Regions from separate parts of the Homo sapiens genome. Here regions 2, 3 and 4 are each linked to region 1. Evidence: chromatin contacts called from ENCODE Hi-C or POLR2A ChIA-PET data. All regions are on one chromosome and are shown on one strand. The core of a region is the stretch at or near the end of the contact, and the rest is flanking DNA. Distances in the headings are between cores, read along the strand shown.

Region 1 (6,316 bases), core at 1,392-3,891:
CCTTGTATAAGATTGTTTGAGGTTAGCCAGTAGGAGTCGAATGCAAGTTCATCAGCCTTAACCACTTTCTATAAAATACACAGTATACTTAAAGTTGTTTTCTGAAGCAGGGGAGGAAACTTCATCATTGTAGCAGAAATGAACAAGTCTGCTCTGTTTTCCCAGTGCAGGAAAAAAATGGCTTTGAATCATTATTCTTATCTGTGCAATTATGTACGTGTGAAGAGAAGGACATTGTTTTATTTTTCCTAAAATGATATTTATGTCATTAAAACAAAAACAGACTCATGATAATGAACTATGAAAACTCATTCATTGATTGATTCTTCAATAAACATTTGTGGCAGGTCGATGCATTAATAAGTTAATGTAGAAATTAACCTGTGCCTTATATTGTTATTAGTATTAGTACTTTCTTGCTTGAGCAGACTCATCAGAAAATGGATGAAGAAGTAATCGCATCTTTCATCCATAGAGGGAGGGCAACCAGACTTCAATGTTATGAATTTCTGCACTTCTTTCCCCAAGACAGTCTTATCTTCCCCTCTCTTCCTCTTCCCTCTTGCTCTTCCCCACTCTTTCTTTATCCCTCCATTCCTCTCCTTCCTTCCTTCCCTCCCTCTTTCCTTCCTTCCTCCTTTCCCCCTCCCTTCCTCCTTTCCCCCTCCCTCCCTCCTTTCCTTCCTTCCTTCCTTTCCTTTTTTTCTCTGAGGCTGGTGGCGATACACAAGTTTGATGACTTCTTTACTCGGTCCTTTTGGGAAGATATCTAGGGCCTTGAAGGAAGTGAGCCTGAAATGTCCTGCAGTTGGTACAGACCTGCTGCCTGCTCACATTTGCACCTCCTAAAGATGATTGCACTTTGGAAGGAAGATAGCCACCTAGGTGATTTAAGTGGTTGTCCCCAGTGCTGCCATTTTGAAATCAGGGAAAGGGATCCCTGAGGGCCAGGCTAGAGGTGAGAGGAGAGGACTACAATTCCATCACCCTCCTAGAGTGGCAGAAGGAGAAACGGTGTCCAGGATAACTAATGCTGACTAGTGGCCTTAGGGCGAGCCCCCATTTTCATGAACTGCCTGAGTCCAAGGGAGGAAAAAGATGCCCCAATAAATCACTAATGCTGTGTGTTTTTTAAAAATCATCGATTGACAATAGAGAACTTAGAGGAGAGTAAGGTTTCTTATAGAAAGGTAAAGAATTGTGGCACTTCTTGCATCTGTGTTGTTGAGGAATTTCTATTTGTGATACACTTATCAAGCATCTTTTTCTGTCCTATTCCTGGTGCTAGACAGATGGAGAGAATCATTGCCTTCCCTTAATTAAGGGAATCTAAGTCTAGTGGGGAAGGTAGACAAACAGAATTACAACACTAAAGGAAGGGTTCTCTACTAGTCTTATGAGTACCAGGCAGGGACAGTGCAGAGGAATGGTGACTGAATCTGCTTGAACCCTGGAGAAAGGGTATGGGGGAGGAGAAAGGAAAGGCAATTCAGTGAGGGATCAGCATCTGCAAAGCCACAGAGCTGTAGAAGGTTGTCGTGTGTTAGGAACAGGTGAGACGTTCAGTGTGCATGAAGGTGGGGCTGCGGGGTACCTAGTGTGAGGTGGTAAAAGTAGATGCCTTCCCAAGGCCCTAATTAATGAGTATCATCAATTTCAAGAGTATTTCAGATTAGTCTCTGCTCAGGGAAACATGAATGGCTGCAATCTTACAGCTCATATATGAAAGACACTTGGTAGAGGAGCTTCCCCAATTTGGTAATACTAAACATGTACATGATATTGTCAATAATAGGTTGTGAAGCTGAAAGAAATTCTCTCAATTATCATTAATAATAAACAAATTTTGATTAACCATGTTACAGGAAAAATGGAATGATCTTTCTAGTTTCTCTGTAGGAAAGGATATTACAGAATTTTGTCATAAAAAGAAACAGACTCTGCAGCCAAAAATGTAGAATACAGGCATTTAGGGAGACTTGTTAGAACATCAGTACAAATCTTATGTTATCGATACCAATTCATACAAATCTGTTATTTGTTTCTGGGTTTTGTGATATTTCTGGTATTTGTTGGCTTTTTAAAGCTGATATTTTTGCATTTTTCTTTTCTCATTCTGAATAAATATTCACTATTGACTTACTTTTTATAATTTTTCATACAGAGGGCATCATAAATTGTATTAGCTTCTGGTCTCCCTAAACCTCTGTTGGCCAGCAGACAGGAGCTTAGACTAGAAAGGTAGGTTGCCACCAATCTGGAGTCCGAGACTCACAAGATGGTAGAGGACCTGCATGTCCACCTGAGGCTTCCTGTCCTCATCTTACTAAAGAAGAAACTGGGCCCAGAGATGTCGAGTGACTGCTGTAGGTCTCAGAGCCTGCTGATAGCAGAGCCAAGAGTTGGATTTATCTTTGGCTTCCCTAACATGTCTTCCTTATGTCAAGCTCTGCAAAGGGCAAGCATCGGGTAGGAGTCACAAATACGTTGACTCACTTGTTTTGGCCGGTACAATGTTTAAAAAATAACCCAATGTCAATGCTTTTAGGAGGGACTTGCACTCTACCATTCATAGTTTCTTCCATTCCCATCTCCTTACAGCAAGGTGAGGCATGTACTCGCCCTGTGTCACCTGAGAAGGTATCTGGGTTGGGGCAATGGTACTTCCAGAGCAGAGGGGTTTTGAGGCTGTAGGCTTGAGACATTCTCCTCCTGTGACACATTGCTAAGAAATGTGGTGTTCCAAAATGAATCTGCCACAACATCATCTGTCAGCAGCTCTGGTATTTGAGTTCCCGAGTAGGAAAAGAACAAAAGCCACATTCTACCTGTCAGCAATCATGAAATGGTAGGAGGAACTAGCCATGCTGGCTGGTTTGTGGATGTGTGATCACGGGCAGGGAAAACTGGAGGAATGCCAACTCTTTGAGGGAGAAACGCTGCTTGTGACAGCAGCAGACCCACTCAGAGCATATTTCAGCAAGGGGCTGCTTGTATTTAGTTTCAGCCCTTGACCGCACCGTATCTGGCAACTTAAGTTCCAAAGAAAATACAATATTTCAGGTGTTCTTAGCATAACAGTGGACCAAGAGTGGGTATGTTTTCAGTTACAAAAGCAGCTAAAACTTCAATCTCAAAAAACAGGAATCCAAACCATTACATTGCTATAAAATTCTGGCTAATGGACATAGGAAACAGTCTTGTTAGCTGTTGCCAATCCACACCAAGAAATCATCTAAAAAGAATGGTTGTGTATTTGGTCCAGTTCAGTTCTCTCCTGATATCAGACTCTAAGGCCTTCTATAAAGCAGTCTAGACTATTTTACTTGGGGACATATCTAAGGATTTAGCATATATTACATATTATGACCTTTTATATTGTTCTTAACAAAGTCTACATTTATCTAAGACTTAACTATATGCATGGGCTTTACATTTATTATATCAAATTCATGTAACAATCTTGCACTCTTTTCATTTTATAAATAAAGTATCTGATGCTCAGAGAGGTCATATCTTGTATATGATACCGTGATGCAAGACCACATATTTATCAGCAGAGCTAGGACTAGAGCTCAGGTCTCTTGTTCCAAAGTCATGACATACTCCTGCCTCAACACAACTGCCATAAAGAAAAGCTCAAACCAATGTGTACCAGTCAATGTGACTCCCCTGAAGGCTTGTGTTGCACCCAGGTATGGTCCATGGGACTAGGGTCATCACCCTTTAGGCCGGTTGGTTGCATTCACTCTAGGTTGTCTTGCTGAGCTTGCAAGGATTGGCTGGGCAGCTGCCATAATGTCCAATGACTGCCTGCTGCTGAACATAGTTATCTTTTTCCTTCTAGGGAGATGTGGAGCACCAGGGAACAGGTTCACTGAGCCACCTTGTGTCCATCTCTGGGGACTGCATCTTCCCCCACATTCTAGCACCTAAAGATATAGGGGACTCCATCTTCCTTTGCTACCACCATTCTTACATTCTAACCTGAAAGAGACTTTGCCTACATGCCTTTGGTTTTCATCAACCTCCCAGTACCAGCTTATACCTTTGGTGGACAGACTACCTGCTGTCTTAGGACTTGGGGTAATTTATGTAGATTACCAAAGAATATTTTAAATAGTTGGTCGTCACAAACTCTAAATTCTAGGAGAAATTCAGGCTCTGTCCTCTCAACTCCCGTCACAGTCTTGCAAGGAGAAGGAGCTCAGACATGAACAAAGACAAAATTGAATCTTCAAGGACACACAGTGTTGCTTCCCAAAAAGGGGGCAGAAATTTTCAGCAGGAATTGTAGTGATCATAAATAGAACAGAGGAAATTCTCTGAGTCACTTTGGATTCTATCTTTCATCTTTAATTCAGCCATTGTGGAAGCACATACAAAATGATTACATAGTGGTTAAGAGAGTGTGCTCTAAATTGGAAGCATTGGTATGAACTCATTTCTAAAATAAATGTATGTGTATATACATGCAGGTGTGCTCAGGTAAATGTGTGTATGTGTGTATACATATGTGCATATGCATATTGTAAGTGTATATGTATATTTGTGTACATACATATATACATGCATCTATTTCCCAACTCTAGCTGCTGAAAAGACCTAGAAGAAAAAAAAAGTCTAGTAGCAATGAGCACACCTAGTACTCAGATTTTGTCCTCTAATACCATTCTCTACTGAAAGAACAAGGGCTCTTCTCCTCAGAGAAGTGACTAAATGTAGGCCTGGGACAGGGAAAGTTCTAGAAGCTAATGAAACATCTTGTTATGTCGATGAGAAGGGAAGTGTTAAAAAAAATGCTGAGGGCATGTCACAGGAAAAGAGCTGGCAGGAAGTGGCTCCTGTTGCCCAAAACTGAAACAATTTAAATACCAAAATATATAAGGACAGTATGACCATAAACCACTGAAGAAAACAGGAATCCATGAATCTGAACTAATTTATTTAATAATTAGATAAATAAATAAGTGAATAAACAGAGGAAAAAGGAGGACTCTTGCTTGTTGTAGAATGCCAGGTGCTGACTGGTAAATGTGGAGAAACTGCTGGAGTTAGAAAATTATTATTTTATAGCTGTCATAGTCAAGATTGGTCCAGGGCCAAATTACCAATGGATATTAAATCTAAGGAAGAATTTTGATGAGGAGCAGGATATTTTTATGTTTTTAAACTGACTCCCAACAGATTGCCTATTAGTTTCAAGGGAATAATTATATCTACACAGTGTAGAAATCAGACAATGCCTTGATTAGGTAAACAAAATAAAGAAGCAAATAAGCTTTAAAAAATTTTTTAATTTGAGGTGGAGTATCACTCTGTCACCCAGGCTGGAGTGCAGTGGCACAATCTCAGCTCACTACAATCTCTGCCTCTTGGGTTCAAGTGATTCTCCTGCCTCAGCCTCTCAAGTAGCTGGGATTACAGGCATGCACCACCACACCCAACTAATTTTTATATTTTTAGTACAGATGGAGTTTCACCATGTTGGCCAGGGTGTCCTCTAACTCCTGACCTCAGGTGATCCACTCACCTTGGCTTCCCAAAGTGCTGGGACTGCAGGCGTGAGCTATCGTGCCCTGCACAAATAAATATTTTGTACTTCCAGGATATAATACTACGAGAAGAACACAATATTACTTGTGGGGTATTCTGGCTGGATGTATAGCATAAATGTAAGTATAAGGAAACTTCAAAAAACTGAAAATTAGATATTTTCTGTTAGAAAAAGGAGGAAGGAACAGTATTCTTTTTTTTTTTTTTTTTTTTTTTGAGACGGAGACTTGCTTTGTTGCCCAGGCTGGAGTGCAGTGGCTCGATCTCGGCTCACTGCAAGCTCCGCCTCCCGGGTTCACGCCATTCTCCTGCCTCAGCCTCCTGAGTAGCTGGGACTACAGGCGCCCACCACCACACCTGGCTAGTTTTTTGTATTTTTTTTTTAGTAGAGACGGGGTTTCACTGTGTTAGTCAGGATGGTCTCGATCTCCTGACCTCTTGATCTGCCCACCTCAACCTCCCCTGTATTTTTTAAAATGTCAATGACATTAAAAAAAGAAAAAAAAAAAGAAAGAAAGAAGGCTGCAGAAATGTCCCAGATTAAAGGAGACTAAAGAAAGATGACCAGTGCAATACCTGATTCTGCACTGAATCCTGTACTGGAGGAAAAAAATTATGATATAAAAGACATTTTTAGGCCAATTGGAAAAATTAGACTATGGACATAGTCTAGATTAAATAGATTGGATTAAAATTTTATGTTAATGTTAAGTTTCCTGAATTAGATAATTCTGCTGTGATTATGTAAGAGAATCTCTCT
Region 2 (6,316 bases), core at 1,096-3,595, 480 kb before region 1:
TAGTGAGTGTATCCCTTTAAAAAACATATAACTCTTCTTTTTGTAACTCAATTGTAATACCCCAGAATTAGTATTCTAGGGAACACACCAAGGGAGCCACCATCCTAGATAGTATCATAGACCAGAAGTTACCATTCCTCACCCAAGGCCCCTTTTGTTGTATTCCCCCACAACCTTTCTTATTGTTTTTGAGATGAAGTCTTGCTCTGTCGCCCAGACTGGAATGCAGTGGTGTGGTCTCGGCTCACTGCAACCTCCACCTCCTGGGTTCAAGCAATTTTCCTGCCTCAGCCTCCCCAGTAGCTAGGATTACAGGCGCATGCCACCACGCCTGGTTAATTTTTGTATTTTTAATAGAGACGGGGTTTCACCATGTTGGCCAGGTTGGTCTCGAATTCCTGACCTCGTGATCTGGCCCCCCTCGGCCTCCCAAAGTGCTGGGATTACAGGCATGAGCCACTGTACCCAGCCTGTTCTCCCCTTTTTTCTCATGTTTTGAACATCTTTTCCTAGCAAATAGAAACATATTTATCTCATTCACAGAGATATGTAAACATAGCAATGGATAGGCAATATTCACTGCCACAGGTTCCTTAATTTCAGCTGTTCACCCCTGTGCTTCCCTGCAGGTCAATTCTACTATGGGTATTGTTTGGATATTACCACCTGATAACAGTCTGATCCACAAGTTTCACCAGAGCAATGCCAGGGGTATCATCAACAGCCAATTAGAACTTGGGCAACATGAGCTAGTCAGCTGGAAGACTGAATTGATCTAATTTTAGCACAAAGCAAAGAAATATGATGTTACGGTTAACTTGTGTAAATAGATATATGGTGCAAGTACAATTGTCGTTAGAGTTTTTTTGTTTGTTTGTTTGTTTTTGAGATGGAGTCTTGCTTTGTCGCCCAGGCTGGAGTGCAATGGCGCGATCTCGGCTCACTGCAACCTCCACCTCCAGGGTTCAAGCAGTTCTCTGTCTCAGCCTCCCGAGTAGCTGGGATTACAGGTGACTGCCACCACGGCCAGCTAATTTTTTGTATTTTTAGTAGAGACGGGGTTTCACCATGTCAGCCAGGCTGGTCTTGAACTACTGACCTTGTGATCCACCCACCTCGGCCTCCCAAAGTGCCAGGATTACAGGCGTGAGCCACTGCGGCCAGCTAGAGATTTTAAAATGCTAAAAATAACCCTAGAATGTCTTGCCCACTTCACAGATCCCTCAGAGTCCAGGCATTAGGGGTGGGAAAGTGCCACAGTAGGCTATTCTACAAATGGTATTCTTGTGCCTATATAACATGCATTGATTCTGTAGTCAAGTTTCTATTAATCTAAAGGAGACTGGGTAACTCTCAAGATTTCAAAAAAAGTGATATTACAGAAAGTATGAAAAAGTAAGAAAATTATAAAGCATGGCAAACCCTTTGGTCTTTAAGCAGAAATTTTTATTTTCAGTCAGTTGAATGTAAGGGCTTCAGAAGGATCGTCGATGAATCATGTTGTATAGGTGACAAAGCAATCCTGCGTTCATTATCTCACTTCCTTCTCCCAGGAATCAGGTGATGTCTCATTAGTACACAATCTGAGCACTGAAGAGCGTCACATTCTATAATTTTTAGGAACTTTTTGTTGTAGATGTTAGAAACCCAACATAAACTACCTTATGTAAGAAGGGCAACTGATTGGAAGGATTCTAGTATTTTCTTTTTTTTTTCTCTTTGAGACGGAGTTTCGCTCTTGTTGCCCAGGCTGGAGTGCAATGGCGCTATCTTGGCTCACTGCAACCTCCGCCTCCCGGATTCAAGCGATTCTCCTGCCTCAGCCTCCCTAGTACCTGGGATTACAGGCGCCTGCCACCACGTCCAGCTAATTTTGTATTTTTACTAGAGATGGGGTTTCTCCATGTTGGTCAGGCTGGTCTGGAACTACTGACCTCAGGTGATCTGCCCGCCTTGGCCTCCCAAAGTGCTGGGATTACAGGCACGAGCCATGGCACCCAACCGATTCCAGTATTTTCTTTTGATCTGTTTTTTGTTTTTTAAATAGAATTCTAGGAATAATTGAATAATCAAGACACAGGAAGAGCAGAGATGCAGCTGGGTTCTGAATGCTGAAAGCCAGACACTAGAAGGTTGTCAGGATTCTTCTCATCTCATGTTCCCCTCTGAATGTTGGCTTCACTCTCTCATTTCAGAGTGGCTTTCTTCTCTTAGTGGAGGACATGCTTGCCAGGAGCATGTGAGTTCATATCTATTAATAAATGTGGAGCCAGTGAAGAGAGATTAGTTCAGCTTGCTCGTCATCCCTAGGCTATGAGCCACAAAGCAGGACTGTGGCCCAGCTTAAGTCCAGTGCTAACCTGTGGGTGAATGAACAATGACCGGGGAACAGGGCCCTAAGGTATGTGTAAAGTGACTCCTGTGGTAAAAATGTACCTGAGTGGGAGTTGTGAGAGTCGGGGTGGGGAAGAAATACATTCTTAGAAAAGACGTGTTAGGCAGGTAATTCTATAGGTATGCACTCCATATTTATGCATTCTGGATGGACATATTGTGCATATATTATGGAGGCCTGTCAGCAGAACCCCAAGTCCATGCTAGCTGAATTTATGCTCAACTATATGAGGAGAGTAATTACTTTGTTTTTTCTTTCTTTGAGATGGGGTCTCACTCTGTCACCCAGGCTGGAGTACAATGGCTCAATCTCAGCTCACTGCAACCTCCACCTCTGGGGTTCAAGTGATTTTCCTGCCTCAGCCTCCAAAGTAGCTGGGATTACAGGCATGAGCCACCATGCCCGGCTAATTTTTTGTGTTTAGTAGAGACGGGGTTTCACCATGTTGGCCAGGCTGGTCTCGAACTCCTGACCTCAGGTGATCCACTCACCTCGGCCTCCCAAAGTACTGGCATTACAGGCGTGAGCCACTGTGCACGGCTACATATTAATGGAAACTCCACAGGTCAGTACCTCCAAATCTTCCCCATCTCACATCAAGAATGGCACAGGTTTGTTCTTCAGCTCCTTTTTTAAGGGTAAGACTGGTTAGAAAAGGTCTATAAGGAAATAACTCATGACCTGGAGGAAGAGGAGACATTGTTGTGCCTGGACTATTTCCTTATAAGACAATTGACAATGAGATAAGGATGAGGGCTTGGGCTGGACTTCAAACTCCCACGACCTAGCCGGTTACCTTCCCAGGAAGGTGTATCTGCAGATGTCTCAACTCCTCCTCCAGGAGGGAGGGAGAGTAAATAAAGGTGTGGGAAAGAAAAGCAACAACTCTAGGAATTAAAAGGAGGAATTAGTTGGTAGGAATTGTTTGGTTCCCAGGTAGGTGTTGGGTGTAGCCAGGCCTCCACACCTACACATTAACACACTGATAGGCAACTATAGAACCAGATATCACTTCTTTAGGAATTTGGTGACTTGGGCTGTTTCAATTTTCTCTAATCATGTCCTTTTACTTTTTTTTTTTTTTCTGAGATGGAGTTTTGCTCTTGTTGCCCAGGCTGGTGTGCAATGGCACGATCTTAGCTCACTGCAACCTCTGCCTCCCGGGTTCAAGCGATTCCCCTGCCTCAGCCTCCTGAGTAGCTGGGATTACAGGCATGCACCACCACGCTTGGCTAATTTTGTACTTTTAGTAGAGACAGGGTTTCTCTGTGTTGGTCAGGCTGGTCTCAAACTCCCTACCTCAGTTTATCCATCAGCCTCGGCCTCCCAAAGTGCTGGGATTACAGGTGTGAGCCACCACGCCCGGCCAGAGCATTTTTAAGCTCACAGCAAAATTGAGAGAAAGGTACAGAGATTTTCCATATACTCCCTTCCCATACACATGCATAGCCTCGTCCATTATCAACATCCCCTACCATAGTGGAACAGTAGTTCCCGTCGACGGACCTGCATTGACACACTGTTGTTACCCAAAGTTCACAGTTGCATATGAGGGTGTTGTACATTCTATGGGATTGGAGAAATGCATGACATGCCTTGAATTATTGAACATTATTGAATTATACAGATTATTTTCACTGCCCTAAAAATTCTCTGTGCTATGCCTGTTTATCCTCCCCCTAATCCCCAAGACCTGACAACCACTAACCTTTTTATTGTCTCCATAGTTTTGCCTTTCTCAGAATGTCATATAGTTGGAATCATACAATACATAGCCTTTTCAGATGGTGTTTTTCACTTAGTAATATGCATTTAAGTTTCCTCCATATCTTCTCATGCTTGATAGCTCATTTCTGGTTAGAGCTACTTAATGTTCCATTGTCTAGATGTACCAGAGTTTGTTTATCTATTCACCTACTGAAAGACATCTTGGCAGGGCTTAGTGGCTCACACCTGTAATCCCAGCACTTTGGGAGGCCAAGGCAGGCAGATCACCATAGGTCAGGAGTTCGAGACCAGCCTGGCCAAGATGGTGATGCTACTTGGGAGTCTGAGGCAGGAGAATCGCTTGAACCTGGGAGGCAGAGGTTGCAGTGAGCCAAGTTCTTGTGTGGACATAAATTTTCAGTTCATTTGGGTAACTACCAAAGAGCATGACAGCTGGAGTGTATGGTAAGAATATGTTTAGTTTTGTTGGAAACTGCAAACTGTCTTCCAAAGTGGCTGTACCAATTTGCATTTCCACCAGCAGTGAATGAGAGTCCTCTTGCTCCACATCCTTGGCAGTATTTGGTGTTTTCAGCCTTCCAGGTTTTGTTCATTGTAATAAGTGCGTATCTCATTGTTGTTTTAATTTGTATTTCCCTGATGACATATGATGTGGAGCATCTTTCATATGCTTATTTTCCTGTAAATCTTCTTCCTTTTTAAATGTATATTTTTAAAATTGTCATTTTATAGCTCCCCACTGCAGCTGCCCCCAACCCTTCCCTTCGCTGACCACTTTTGCAGGCTTCATGGGGGACCAGGGAACAAGGCTGGAGCCTGGCAGCCTTACTACGCTACCAGCCAGGGAGAACAAGTAGCAATTAGAAATTATTACAACAATTAGTGCCCGTACTTGGGGGCTCTGCAAAGTGAGGAGGCCCCAGCTCCTCATTGTACAGGGGTCTATTTGGCAGTGACCTTGTTCTGGACACGGTGATATTCCTTCAGCCTGAGGGAATTGATGTTGATGAACCCGGTGGCATCGATTGGCTCCTAATGGTCCTGCACATTCATGTTCACCAGCTCCTCATTGTAGAGAGACAGTGGGGAGTCCTAGCGGAGGATGTACACCTGGCCCTTGAGGACAGACACCTGCACTTTCCCTTCCACTCATTCCTGGGACTTGGTGATGCAGTGGCGGACACGTTCACATTCAGGGCTGTGCCAGAAACCGGTGTACACCAGCTCAGCCAATTTCAAGTCCAGGCCTTGTTTGATTTTGCACACTTACTGGTCCATGGTGAAGGCCTCAATGTCTAAATGAGCGTGGTAAAGGATGGTGTCTGCTGGGGTCTCGTAGATACCTCGGGACCTCATTCCAATGAAGCGGTTATCCATGATGTCAATAGAGCCAACACGGTGCTTGCCCGCGACTTCGTTCAGGTACACGAAGAGCTCCAAGGAGGTCTGGTGGATGGTGCCATCCTTGATGTTGGTCACCTTCACTGGGACCCCTTTTGTGAACTCGATCTTGAGAATGTCAGGGGTGTTGGGGCTTTGGCTGGGTCCTGGGTCTTCGTGCAGCAACCTGGAGGCGCTTGGTTCTTGGGGCTCTCCAGGATTCCAGCCTCATAGCTGATGTGCATGAGGTTCTCATCCATGCTCCACGGGTTCTTGGGAGTGACTGGGATGGGAATCCCGTGTGGCTTTGCATATTCCATCAGATCGTTGAGGCACTTGATCCGATTGTAGAACTCGAACATGCACCAGGGAGCAATGACCTTTATCTGGGGGGGCCAGCGAGTAGCAGGTGAGCTGAACCGGGCCTGATCATTGCCCTTTCCCGTGGTGCCATGGGACACACACTTGGCCCCCTCCTGCTGGGTGATTTCTACTTGTTTGTGGGCGATGCAGGGCCTGGGGAGAGAGCTGCCCAGGAGGTGGTCCTCATACAGTGTACTGGACTGGATGGCCAGCCAGATGAACTCCTCCACAAACTCTCTGCTGACATCCTCAGTGAACACCTTTTTGGCCCCGGGCTTCAGTGCCTGGCTTCCTTGAAGTCTTCCTTCTGGCCGATGTTGCCCAGGTAGGCAATGATGTCATTGCCTTGTTCCTTCAGCCACACAAAGATGCAGGAGGTGTCCAGGCTGCCACTGTAGGCCAGAACCATGGAGCCTCTGCTGGACACAGCGTCTGGGATTGGAGGCGTGA
Region 3 (6,316 bases), core at 1,588-4,087, 350 kb before region 1:
ACTCAAATCCAAACAAAAGCCTTCCCATCCTAAAGCTCCTCAACTTTTGTCTCCACTATGCTTGATCTCTCTGTTTCAGCCTAATGAATAAGACAGTTTTCTCTATCTCCAAATCTCACCAACCCTTCTCTATTCACGGGCGATTCCAGAGAAATTTCTCTTTCTGGGTGAAGTATACAAAGACCTGAGATATTTAGAAGCACGACACTCTCCTCTTTGGGGGTCTGGGACTGTAATGGGAAGGGTTAGGAAAAGGAGATGCTAATATTAGTTAATTTCTTTCATAATAACACACCCTTTTATTTCCTTCCTTTGTACCAGTCCCTGCAAGAAAATGTCCCAGCAACTTCTTGGTTGCCTCATGACTTCCTTCTTCTTTAGGGGTTTGTCCTGGTTGGAAGCAAAAATTAGAAAGAGATGAGTCCTGTAGGAACAGTGGACGTTCATATATTATTTGAAGAACTGTACTGGAATCCTTAGTCTTTTCAAGTTGAGTCAAGTTTTTTCTTTCTTTTTTTTTTTGAGACAGAGTTTCGGTCTTGTTGCCCAGGCTGGAGTGCAATGGCACGATCTTGGCTCACCGCAACCTCCACCTCCCGGGTTCAAGCAGTTCTCCTGCCTCAGCCTCCCGAGTAGCTGGGATTACAGGCATGCACCACCACGCCTGTCTAATTTTGTATTTTTAGTAGAGACAGGGTTTCTCCATGTTGGTCAGGCTGGTCTCCAACTCCCAACCTCAGGTGATCCATCCGCCTCGGCCTCCCAACAAACTTTTTCTTTAAGCATTCATCTTTAGAGTGTTATCTGAATAGGAAAAAGTAGTTTTAGGCCAAATGTTGAAGAGCTGGTGCTAAGGAGTCTGGACTGTATTTTATAAGCAATGGAGAACTTTATGGAGAAAGACAACACACTTGGATTCTTTCTTTTGGGTAAAACTCGGCAGCCGTGTGGATGCTGGATTAGAGGAGAGCAATCCAGAGGTGGGAGCCTGTTATTTGACTCCTCCAATAATTTACTCAACCCACGTTCAGATTCTTTACACACACATCTGCCCACCGCTTTCCCTAGATTGGGATTCTCTCAAGAGTAGAGATTGTTAGCTTCAATTTTAACTCCCTCCACTCCCAGCCCCCAGATCCTCGAATGTATTAGCTTTCACATTTTTGGCAGTTAATAAATATTGACTGAATTAGATTAGTCCCAAATGAGCTCTTAGAATAAAAACACTCAAAAATAAAGAATCTCCATTTTTCACAAAGTTTTTACTGTGGTGTGCTGTTGGAGTGAATCACCTTAGTCAAAACAAGCTATTTTGGCAATAAAACCAATGACAGACTTAGGTAAAAACTTCCCCCTCCCCCACATGTTAATACCAGAAACTTAATTCTCTACTCTGTTTTATAATATATATCCATGGCAATAGACTATTAAAATCGCATTCTCAAGTTATAAATACCATAAACCACATTTTCACATGGTGGCCTAGCCACTGTCTTTTGCAACAATTTGGCATGGAATTACAAGTAGCATCCATTAAATTTCATATGCCCTTTAATTTTTTTATCTCTTCATTTGCATGCATGTATTTTATAATCATTCATTCTGGTAATAAAACCCACAGGATCTTAAATTGAACTGAAGTCCCAGATGCTTTAAAAGAATTTATGTTGCATAATTGTACTGGTTGACCTGAAAACAAACAACAACCTATGATTTAAATATTCTGCCCAGGAGCGGAGTCAAACTCTTCCTTAAAATTCTGTGGTTTCTATTGACCGACTTATTGTGAGGGAAAGATTCAGAAAACTAAAGGGACTATAAAAATGACAAAGCAAAGGAAGCAGACAGTAGTGGCTTTCTGAAGATTTTATCATCTAGAACCATATGCATATTTCAAATGAAATATTTGTGAAGCAGCTACAGAGCTTATTCCCCAGTCAGGGAGGGGAGTCAGTGGATTAACACCAATGATTTGTTTATGGAGACAAAGGAAAATAACTCTACTTACTTCAACAGGAATAACCTGAGAAAGCCTAGGCAGGAGAAATGTTTAGTATTTGGAGGAACTTCCCAGGACTTGAATTTGTTGTCCATTTTTATGTAACAAAATACATCCAAACTTAGCAGCTTAAGGCCACAGATATCTTTTTCTGTGGCTCAGGGGCCTGGGAGTATTTTAGCTGGGTTGTTCTGGCTTAAGGTCTCCATGAGGTTGCAGTGAAGCTGTTTGACAGGGCTGCAGTCTCACATGAACACTCAGCTGGGGAATGATCGTTTTCTAACTCACTCACATGGTTGCTGACAGGTTTTAGTTCCTTGCTTGCTGTTGGCTGGAGACTTTAGTTCCTCACTCACCGTGTGTGCCTCTCTGAAGTGGCCTAAGCGTCTTCATGATATGACAGCTGGCTTTCCCCAGAGTGAGTGATTCAAGACAGAAACAGAAAGAAAGAATACCCAAGTCGGAAGTTGCACACTTTTACTAACCCACTGTCAGAAGTGCTGTTATATGGGGTTGGTTATCCAGACCAACCCTGGTACAGCGAGGGAGCGTATAACACGAGGGTATGAATCCTGCAGGTGGGGGTCATTGGTGGGTATCTTAGAGACTGCCTCCCCCAGGGTTGGACTGGGTAGGGACAGTGACTCAGGGCCACAACCTGGAGATGGCTTATAAATCATGCCCTTGTTTGATGAAATGTTAAAGAAAAAGAGGAGAGAGGGCTGAAGTAACAAGGTGGCTCTCAGCTGCCTTCCTTTTCATCTTCTACCCAATGCTACATCTCCACACCTTTTTCTTTGAGCTGTTCCTGGAGAACACCAGAATAATGACTGGAGAGAACCCTTGTTTAGTCATCAGGAGTCATGTGATCTGGGTTTAAATGTGGTTTGACCACGAAAAACTTGGAGGCAGAAGGATGTATTATTAAATGAGTATAGACTTTAGAGTTTAATAAGTTTCACTCAAAGTCAGGCCTCAGCCCTTACTGGATGTGTGATCTTTGGTAAAGCATAGGCAAGCCTTGTGAGGTTGAGTGTGTTTGTACATTTTACCTTTTAGGATAATATTTTACCTTTTAGGCTGGTTGAAGGTTAAATAAAATGCGATTTCCCTTGCTTGTTCCCTGTGGGATATTAAATCATCCCTTCACTTCTCTGGATTGTATCTCAATGGGAAAATGACAATGACAGGGGCTTCTACCCAGTGGGGTCACTGATGTGCTCTCTTTGGGACTCTGAAGTTCTGAGCTATGCCTTAGCAAGCAGATTATGCAATCTGTGCAGGGGGCTGGGCTGGGGATGGACACAAGATCAAACCTACACTATGGTGACGGTGGGGATGGGCAGGGGCAGGATGAAGAGACGGGCTGAGAGCTGGGCTTTTCCTTATGCCTGAAAAACATTTTTTCACAATGTTTAAAGGGAATATAAGAAAGAAATCTGATTGATGGTTGCATATTTTTGGTATTGCAGAAATAAGAGAAATTGTCTAGTAAAAACAATCTTAGATAAAAAACAGTGTTAAATCTCTTTTTCTTCAAATACACGAATGTTAGTCCATGTTTTCAATTTGAGACAATTTTTTTTTTTACGGAGTCTCACTCTGTCGCTCAGGCTGGAGTGCAGTGGTGCGATCTCGGCTCACTGCAACCTTTGCCTCCTGGGTTCAAGCGATTCTCCTGCCTCAGCCTCTTGAGTAGCTGGGACTACAGGCGCCTGCCCACCACGCCCAGCTAATTTTTGTATTTTTAGTAGAGACGGGGTTTCACTATGTTGGCCAGGCTGGTCTTGAACTCCTGACGTCAGGTGATCTGCCTGCCTCGGCCTCCCAAAGTACTGGGATTACAGGCATGGGCCACCATGCCTGGCTGAGACAATTTTTTTTTTGTCGCCCAGGCTGGAGTGCAGTGGTGTGATCTCGCTCACTGCAAACTCTGCCTCCCGGGTTCATGCCATTCTCCTGCCTCAGCCTCCTGAGTAGCTGGGACTACAGGCGCCTCCCACGACGCCTGGCTAATGTTTTGTATTTTTAGTAGAGATGAGGTTTCACCGTGTTAGCCAGGATGGTCTCGATCTCCTGACCTTGTGATCTGCCTGCCTGGGCCTCCCAAAGGACATTTTTTTTTTAAATGACAAGGAATAGAAATCCACTAGCTCAAGTTCAGAAAGGCAGTTGGTGGAGGATGGGGTTAAGTAAACTCAAAGAATCCAACTGGAACTGGGAACTAGAAATCAGAAATGAGGCTATTTTCACTGTCTCTGTGGAGTTTGTTTCTTTAAGTTCTCTCTGGTGCCTTTCTTGACCTACTCTCCCTGCTTGCCCGTCTTGCAGGACACTATAGGCCCCAGCTTTGCATCATAGCCTTTGGGCTCAGTACCCACTACAGCCTATCTTTATGTCCTGTTTGCTCAGATTTGAAGAAAGAGGATCTTACTGGTCAGTGTTTAGAAAGCAAATTGGCTGGCTTTTGCTTATATGTCCATCCTAAAACTGGTTACATGGCAGTTTTCTAGAAGGAACTGCAAGAGAGACAGTCAATAAAATTGCATTTGGGAAATTATTTCACCCAATAATACATGGTGAGTATGTAGAATGAAAGTGGTTATCTGGCTACCTCTTTGCATTTAGGAGGACAAGGGTGGGGGATGGAAAAGTTTGAAGCTCAATGCAGAGGAGCTAATAGACAATAGACAGTCTGTCTCAATTCTAGGGGATACAAATCTGGGGGTGGGGAAAAGAGAAATCTCCTTTTTTCTTGTACCTAAAGTAATGCACATTCTCTAAGTCAGTAGTTCCCAGACCTTGAGAGCTCTTGGAGTAATAGAATTAGAAAAAATCAGGGACTGACATAGGTTGTGGATTTTATATTTTGCCAAGTAAAATATCTTAAGCCCTTCACAATTACTATCTTTTTTTATCATTTCATAAAACAACAAAAAAAGTATTTCCAAAGAAATGCAAAGGACATACAGACTACAGAATAGTTCTCTAAATTAAATAGATTTAGCCTTATGACAAATCAACTATATTGTCCTTATTTACTTCCTCTCACTCCATGCAAACTGTTAAAAATTTCATCACGGGCTGATGCTTGTAGGCTGACTTGTGTGTGGGAACTGTTGCTGTAGTTTATAAGGAGGGACACATAGGTCATAGAAGGTTAGAGTAAGTCATCTAGTGACAAGATGAAAAAAACTGAGCCGTATTTGATCATTCATTCATTAGACAAATATGTGTTGAGTACCACTATGTGGTTCATAGATATTTAATAACTTATTTAAGAATACTAATTAATTTTTGTTAGTTAATTGCAGGATTGGGCAAAAAATTAGTAATCTTTCTTCTTATGCCTTTCAAATTGGATGGATATGGGGAGATTAAACCCAATTATTAAACATGCTGGAGCAAGACTTTTAAAAACAGGGGTCAGATCCAAACTAAACCTCCAGAAAAAAAGTTGAACTATCCATAACCATTCAAATGTAAAGAAATTGCATTTGCCAATGTCCTGAGATGTAAAAACCGGAATCATTTTGATGAAGTGAAATCTTTAATTTAAAATTTCTTTTACTTTTTAATCTTCGGTTAACACTACTTATATAAATGCATATATGTGGAAACCCTTTTTATTTCAAGGAAGAGTGCTTATATAGCTGTGTTTTTGTACAGAATCATTTCCCCCCTCATTCTTCAGGGCACTGTATCATTTATGTGAGTGTCTGGAAATTTCCTAATTCTTAAGATTTCTGATCATGACCACATTTCATTCAGGTGGTGCTCCTCTTCAGATAAAAAAGTTTGAATAAAACCTTTATCTTTGTTTGACAGAGAGAAAAAGTAAAGGCAGAGTGTCCCAATTCTCTCAGTTTCCATTAACTTTAAACGGAAGCTTTGCCTGTGGAAAGGAAGATAGTCTGATGGCAAGGAGACTGAGGAGATTAAGTGGCTTTCACACCACCATGTAGGATGTCATTCACTGAATACCTAGATAACCTGATTTCCAGATCCACACTGAGCTATCTGCTCCACTCCATGCTGTCAGTAAGGGTCCTGATTTACTCTGGGACCTTTGCCTACCTTCCAGTTGAGTTACAGGGCAAGCGATTTGCACTTTAATGTAGTTGCAAAGTCGGTGAACGTCGTTCCTCTGTGTTCCATTCCCATTGCTAAATGTCATTCATATGTTTCTGGGCCATTTCCCCCCTCTTAAATGCATTTATAGGATTGAAGAATTTACATGAAACTATGTTTGGCTTTAAATGATGAGGAATTTAGTAAATGCAGAAAAAAACCATAAGCACAATGAAAAATCACCAG
Region 4 (6,316 bases), core at 2,630-5,129, 280 kb before region 1:
AGACACGAGTGAAGACGCTTTCAGATGATTTCAGCTCCCAGTCTTTGAATCTTCCATCTGAGACCCCAGACCGTTGTGGATCAGAGACAAGCTGTCCCCACAGTGTCCTGTCCAATTTCCTCTACAGAATCTGTGAGCATGACACATTGCTGTTTCATGCCACTGAGTTGTGGGGTAAATTCATATGTGTCCTTAGTAACTGGAACAGATTTTGATGCCATGTAAAATGGTACAAAAGAAGAAGAAGATAGCTCGGGAATTTTTGCAACTTGCTTCTTATCTATTAATTTAATTTGGTCCATTGCTAGACCAAGTACGTAAGAGTTAATTCTGTATCTAACAATTTAGTAACCAGATTGTCAGTAAAATGCAAGCAAAATTTAGAAGGACAATGATATTTTGTCCTTCTGTCTTGTATTGACAGATTCAACATGGTACTGGTTCACTTTCAGCTTCTGACAAAGGATACTTTTGTTTTCCTGGTCTCTCTCTTTTTTTTTTTTTGGTTGAGATGGAGTCTTGCTCTCTTGCCCCGGCTGAAGAGCAACGGCGCAATCTTGGCTCACTGCAACCTCTGCCTCCTGGGTTCAAGTGATTCTCCTGTCTCAGCTTCCTGAGTAGCTGGGATTACAGGCGCGCACCACCACACCCGGATAATTTTTGTATTTTTAGTAGAGATGGGGTTTCACCATGTTGGTCAGGCTGGTCTCAAACTCCTGACCTCATGATCCACCTGCCTTAGCCTCCCAAAATGCTGGGATTACAGGCGTGAGCCACCGCGCCCAGCCTTTTCTGCTCTCTTACAATTGTTTTACCTGAGCGCTTACTAATTTACTCTTAGCTAAAGTTCTCCTGTTCAGGAATGAGGAAATTCTAGTAGCCAGCTCAGAGGTGGTCAACCAGAATTCTTGTATTATAGGAGCTCATAATAATAAAACTTTATATTTATAGATGGTTTTGCACAAGGTTTTTACATCCTTAATCTCAAGTGAAGTTTACTAATGCATTTGTGTGGGCTTGGCATATAGTGGCCAGAGACTATACTGATCTAGTATGTATTTGCTGCTTCTTGCAGCTGTTGAAATATGTGATACAGTATATGCATACTAAAGATAAAGATGTACAACTAGGGGGAAGAAACAAAGAAACTAGTGCCTACTTTTGGCATCTATGTGAGAATGTTAAGAAATAGAATTCTGGGGGTAGAGTCCTATGGGGACCTGGTGAATTGGCACATGGCCAGATGCTATGTAAATACATAGCAGCCATCCCACTCTTGGAGGAGAAATAAATACTATGAGAGGGTTGGGAAGGTACAGAAGGTCATTTTGTAACTGCCAAGACCTCTGAGGGTCTAGGATTTTATCTACTTGCAAGCTGACAGGTTAGCCAGCCACAGTTTCAAGGATGCTGGTTGGAGACTTGAGACTCCCAGGTCAGAGGTAAAGGACAGTAGCCAGAGAATTAGCATTTTTGTCCTAATCCCTAAGCTCCAGTTCCCACAGGAGCTACATAATAACTGCACACTCAATGGGTTTGTTACAGAAGAGTCCCCGAACTTAGGGAATCTGAATCTTGTGTAATATACATTTAGCATGCTTGACCTTTGCTTTCAGAGAGAAACATTTTCTTTATTACACTGGACAGTAAGCATACCTGCCTTTTGCTTCAGTGGGAAATATCGCCTTTAAAATCATGGCGAAGCTGTAAGCAACCTGCTCTTTGCTTTGGAGGGAAACACACTGTCTATTATTTCCATGCTGTTTGCTATACAAATATCCTTGAAAAGATAGTTCAGAACAAAAGGCCGTCAGTACTTCTGCTTATAAGATGTGCAGAAATATTGAGAGATCCATGGAAAATTGTCTGCTAACAATAACTCCCAATCTTCAGAGGATCCAAATAAATTGCAAACCAACTATTATTGTTAGGCTAGTGATGAAGGGTCAATGACAGCCATATGCATCAGGAAAATTAGAGGGAAATGTGTACTATAACTTGAATTTACATGTTTTTTCTTCTTATCTGCACTTCAGGATTGTCTCCATCAATGGGGTAGCAAAGACAACTTTCTAACAATTCAATTTCCCTGTAGTTCAAGTCTGTCTTCTTTCTATATTGGTTTGGGGACCTGGTGGCTACCATTGAGACTCTGAGCAGCATCATTCACATTGACTCTGTGAAATAAACAGAATGGGTACTTATTCTTTCCAGCTGATGGGAAAGGACATTTACCCATGGCTGGCTTTAGGGAAAAGAACCCCATGTGATAGGCTGGTAGTGACAAATGCAGAAGGATACTAAAAAAAGCTGAGTTCCTGAGACCTGCTTAAAAGAAAAAGGGGCTTCATTGGAAGCTGCTTTGCATTAGATATGGCGTTGGTCACTCACCTGTTTTCTTCCATATCCAATCTTTACCCTTTTTCTGTTCTACTCGATTAATTACTTGCACCCTTTGTGAAGGAGAAATTAAACAAACTGCTTATTGGCTCAGCAAGATGATAAAATGAAGAAAATTTATTACCAGCAGACCCATCTAAAAGAAATGCTAAAGGAAGTAGTTAGGCTTAAGGGAAGTGATACTAGAGAAACTTGAAACTTCAGAAATGGAAGAGAATGGTAACTGGGTAATATAAAAACTGTCTGGTAATATTAATATATTAATATTAAGAACTTAATATTTTAAGTTCTTAAAATATGTATGACTATTGAAAGCAAAAGTTGTAACTTTTGGCTAGGCATAGTGTGGCTGGAAGCGGTGGCTCACGCCTGTAATCCCACACTTTGGGAAGCCGAGGCGCGTGGATCACCTAAGGTCAGGAGTTCAAGACCACTGTGGCCAACATGGTGAAACCCCATCTCTACTAAAAATACAAAAATTAGCCAGGTGTTGTGGCACATACCTGTAATCCCAGCTACTGGGGAGGCCAAGGCAGGAGAATCGTTTGAACCCTGGAAGGGGAGGTTGCAGAGGGCTGAGATCATGCCATGGCACTCCAGCCTGGAGGACAAGAGCTAGACTTCGTATATAAAAAAAAAAATTGTAACTTTGGTAGGGTTTCTCGGTATGTATATGCAAAGCATCTGACAGCTGTGACACAAACGGGAGAAGGCAAAGGGTTGCAGGACTTCCATGTTTTGCTTGTAGTGGTAAAATATTCCATCTAAATAGACTGTAAGAGGTTAGGTATGTATTTCATTATCCTTAGCGCAATCATAAAAAAACTATACAAATAGATATAGCCAAAACACCAACACATAAACTTAAGCGGAATACTAAAAAAAAATTCAAAAATAGTTAAATAAATTTTCTAGAATTGCAAAATATCGTCATTGAAATGGAAATGCAGTGCATGGTTTAATCAGCTGGTTAAAGACAGCTAAAGCAAAAAAATTTATAAACCGAAAGTTAGATATGAGAAAATTGCCGAAAATGCAGCACTGAGATAAAACAATCAATTGTATTGATAAGGAGAGACAAACATCTTTTGAAAGATTTCAGATTATATCTAAAGTGAAATAATTGATGAACAGTGTAATCATTTATCAGTTAATATTCAGTTTCATAAAAGTCAATTGACCATTCACATTAAAAAAATGTTGTAACATATTTGTTGACGCCTGCAGATTTAGACCCTCTGCTCAGGACCAGGTTTTACTTCTGCATCTGTGCATTCATATACCACTAGAAGGTGAAAACATGGTTTGGGGTCTGTTTTGAAGTATGAGGAGAAGTTGGTTAGGGTGCTTGCCAAAGTGCCCTCATCCTTGTGGGCACAAACATCCACTGCTACTGATTTGAAGAAAGTGGTTCTGTAATTTCTACATCCACCTGCTGCAAACTGCAAAATTCCTTGGCAACACTTTCAATTCCCTTAGCAACTCAAGGTGCATGAGTCACTAGGCTGAAAGTGGAGCTCAGCCAAATCTTGGTGGGATCATAGAAACCCGCTCCCTGCTTGCTTTCTCGAGGGAGCTTCCTACTGGGAAGCAGCAGAGGTGCCCCTGGGCCTGACAGTTCCCTGTGGACATGCGGAGGGAGGCTGTTCTTAAAATGTCACTGAAAACAGAATTTGGCAGCAATGGGGACTTAGCGATCAGCTCTACTTCACCTTAGAGAATAAGAATCAAGGTTGTGCAATATTAGTAGATTACATGCTAGTCAAATAATAACAGATCCTGTAGTAATAAATGTAACAACTTTACTATTTATCTGTCTAGGTACTGTCTTCTTTAATCCTTTCAACAGGTCTAAATGGCAGGCATGTTTATTCACATTTCACAGATGAGGAAACTGAGGCTCAAGAAAAGATGAAGTCAAAATTCTATCACAGACTTATCTAGCTCCAAGGCCTCTCTATTACCACTGTGCTGTCTCCTAGGTAATTCGCAGTATTATTGACGACTGTGGATGTGTGAATCGATAATGCTATCTATTCAAAGTGTATATGATATACACATATACACACCTATATAGGCACTTTTAAATTATATCCATAATGAAAGACGGCTTTGTTAGAGTGAGACATAACCCAATATGGAAACTCACCATTTTGTATGTCTTAGATTCACTTTGCTGGACATCTTCTTACTTAAGGGCCCCTTGCCTAGTGAAGGGGAGTCTATGACCAGCTTTAGAAAATAGGGTTAGGTTATCAAATGTCCATCAATGATAGACTGGATTAAGAAAATGTGGCACATATGCACCATGGAATACTATGCAGCCATAAAAAAGGATGAGTTCATGTCCTTTGCAGGGACATGCATGAAGCTGGAAACCATCACTCTAAGCAAACTATCACAAGGACAGGAAACCAAACACAGCATGTTCTCACTCATAGGTCGGAGTTGAACAGTGAGAACACATGGACACATGGTGGGGAACATCACACACCGTGGCCTGTCAGGGGGTGGGGGGCTGGGGGAGGGACAGCATTAGGAGAAATATGTAATGTAAATGACGAGTTGATGGGTGCAGTAAATGAACATGGCACATGTATACCTATGTAACAAACCTGCACGTTGTGCACACATACCCTAGAACTTAAAGTATAATAAAAAAAAAGAAAAAAAAAGAAAAAAAAGAAAATAGGGTTAGGTTATATTCACTACCCTTTCTGGTAGTTATAGTTTTGTTGGTCAAGCTTTTGGTATAGGCACTGGAAATTGTTATTGGTTTATTTGGGAATAAGTGAGTGTTAATTTTACACACACACATGCAAAATACATTATCATTATTTCAGATTTTACATAGCGAAATGAATCACCGGACAGCTGAGGTTATCTATTCACCCTAGAGCCTTCTCAAGAGCATGCCAGCAGATGATCATGAACCTATGAGTCCTCCAGAAAAAAACAGGCCCTGCTGGGGCTCAGCAGCTAGAGGATCAGGTCCTGGAAGGGCCTTATACGCAATCATAGAGCACAAGGATGCCTTCATAGTGTGTTTTAGGAGGTTCTGAGGTTCTGAAAGGCCTTCTTTGTGATACAACACATTTAATTAGACCAACATTTGCCATAACCAGTTTGTGTCCAGTAATGCGTCAGGCTCTGGATGTACAAAGATAAAGAAGTCAAAGTCCATGGCCTCTCAGCTTTCCCCATCCAGTTTGAAAGGAGGACAGGAAAGAAAATAGTGGCGCTGTAACAACAATCAGGGTTGCATGTGAAGCTCTATGAGGACATATATGTGCGTATAATTAATGCTGTAAGATGGGAAGGTAAGAGAAGAAAGTCAGCAGAAGCTGTAAGAAGATATTTAGGTTGGATGTAATGGCCGAGTTAGAATGCAGCAGGGTTATGAGGGCACAGGGCATTGCAGCCAGAGGGAAGTGTGGGAGTAGAGCTTTGAGAGCCGAGCCTGGGAGGCTTTGAAGAGTCACGGGATGGAGACTGGAAAGGTGCAGAGGGCCACATCACAAGGAATGTGGCTTTATCCTGTTGGCTATAGTTAGCCAACATCAACCAAACTGGGACACTTTTGAGAGTAAAAGGAGGTGCTAAAAATAAGTGGAACTTAATCTTTTGAATATTTATTGACCATCAAGTTGACTCTATTAAAAACTTTTTGAAAAAAAAATCTTTTTTTTTTTGGAGATAGAGACTCCTTCTTTCTCCCAGGCTGGAGAGCAATGGCACGGTCTTGGCTTCCTGCAAACTCTGCCTCCCGGGTTCAAGTGATTCTCATGCCTCAGCCTCCCAAGTAGCTGGGATTACAGGTGCGCACCACCATGCCCAGTTAATTTTTGTATTTTTAGTAGAGATGGGGTTTCACCATGTTGGCCGGGCTAGTCTCGAACTCCTGACCTCAAGTGAT

Evidence for each region. A loop is a pair of places that touch in the nucleus more often than their neighbours do. ChIA-PET counts read pairs that join two places held with the same protein, here RNA polymerase II (POLR2A). Pooled maps may share reads with other maps.
Region 2: a map of PC-9 shows a loop between it and region 1 (8-fold over the local background). The contact joins the promoter of LINC00501 here to the enhancer-like site in region 1. A Hi-C loop is called at or near these places in 1 of 168 maps with a recorded cell type or tissue (PC-9) and 5 of 50 pooled maps. POLR2A ChIA-PET finds 5 or more read pairs at or near these places in 1 of 52 experiments (activated CD8-positive, alpha-beta T cell).
Region 3: a map with no recorded cell type shows a loop between it and region 1 (5-fold over the local background). The contact joins two enhancer-like sites. A Hi-C loop is called at or near these places in 1 of 37 single-sample maps with no recorded cell type and 12 of 50 pooled maps. POLR2A ChIA-PET finds 5 or more read pairs at or near these places in 5 of 52 experiments (BJ, Panc1, activated CD4-positive, alpha-beta T cell and 2 more).
Region 4: a pooled map shows a loop between it and region 1 (2.0-fold over the local background). The contact joins two enhancer-like sites. A Hi-C loop is called at or near these places in 1 of 168 maps with a recorded cell type or tissue (dorsolateral prefrontal cortex) and 4 of 50 pooled maps. POLR2A ChIA-PET finds 5 or more read pairs at or near these places in 3 of 52 experiments (A549, AG04449 and activated CD8-positive, alpha-beta T cell).

Annotation. Positions count from the first base shown.
Region 1 is chr3:177,774,055-177,780,370 of GRCh38, forward strand. No RefSeq gene overlaps it. Among named protein-coding and RNA genes, the nearest start is that of LINC02015, 40 kb to the right of the region's middle. Within about 2 kb of position 2,642, at least 6 of the 41 ENCODE cell types and tissues checked have a DNase peak (open chromatin) inside an H3K27ac peak, as active enhancers do; they include PC-9, where a contact is called at or near this core.
Region 2 is chr3:177,292,097-177,298,412 of GRCh38, forward strand. LINC00501 (long intergenic non-protein coding RNA 501) reads left to right here and starts at 2,346. Exons shown (of 2, transcript NR_047465.1): 1 at 2,346-2,401. It also overlaps the pseudogene ASS1P7. RefSeq lists an enhancer at 1,576-2,775.
Region 3 is chr3:177,424,879-177,431,194 of GRCh38, forward strand. No RefSeq gene overlaps it. Among named protein-coding and RNA genes, the nearest start is that of LINC00578, 14 kb to the right of the region's middle. Within about 2 kb of position 2,838, at least 5 of the 41 ENCODE cell types and tissues checked have a DNase peak (open chromatin) inside an H3K27ac peak, as active enhancers do.
Region 4 is chr3:177,494,517-177,500,832 of GRCh38, forward strand. All of the region lies in intron 1 of LINC00578 (long intergenic non-protein coding RNA 578), which reads left to right. Among named protein-coding and RNA genes, the nearest start is that of LINC00578, 56 kb to the left of the region's middle. Within about 2 kb of position 3,880, at least 5 of the 41 ENCODE cell types and tissues checked have a DNase peak (open chromatin) inside an H3K27ac peak, as active enhancers do.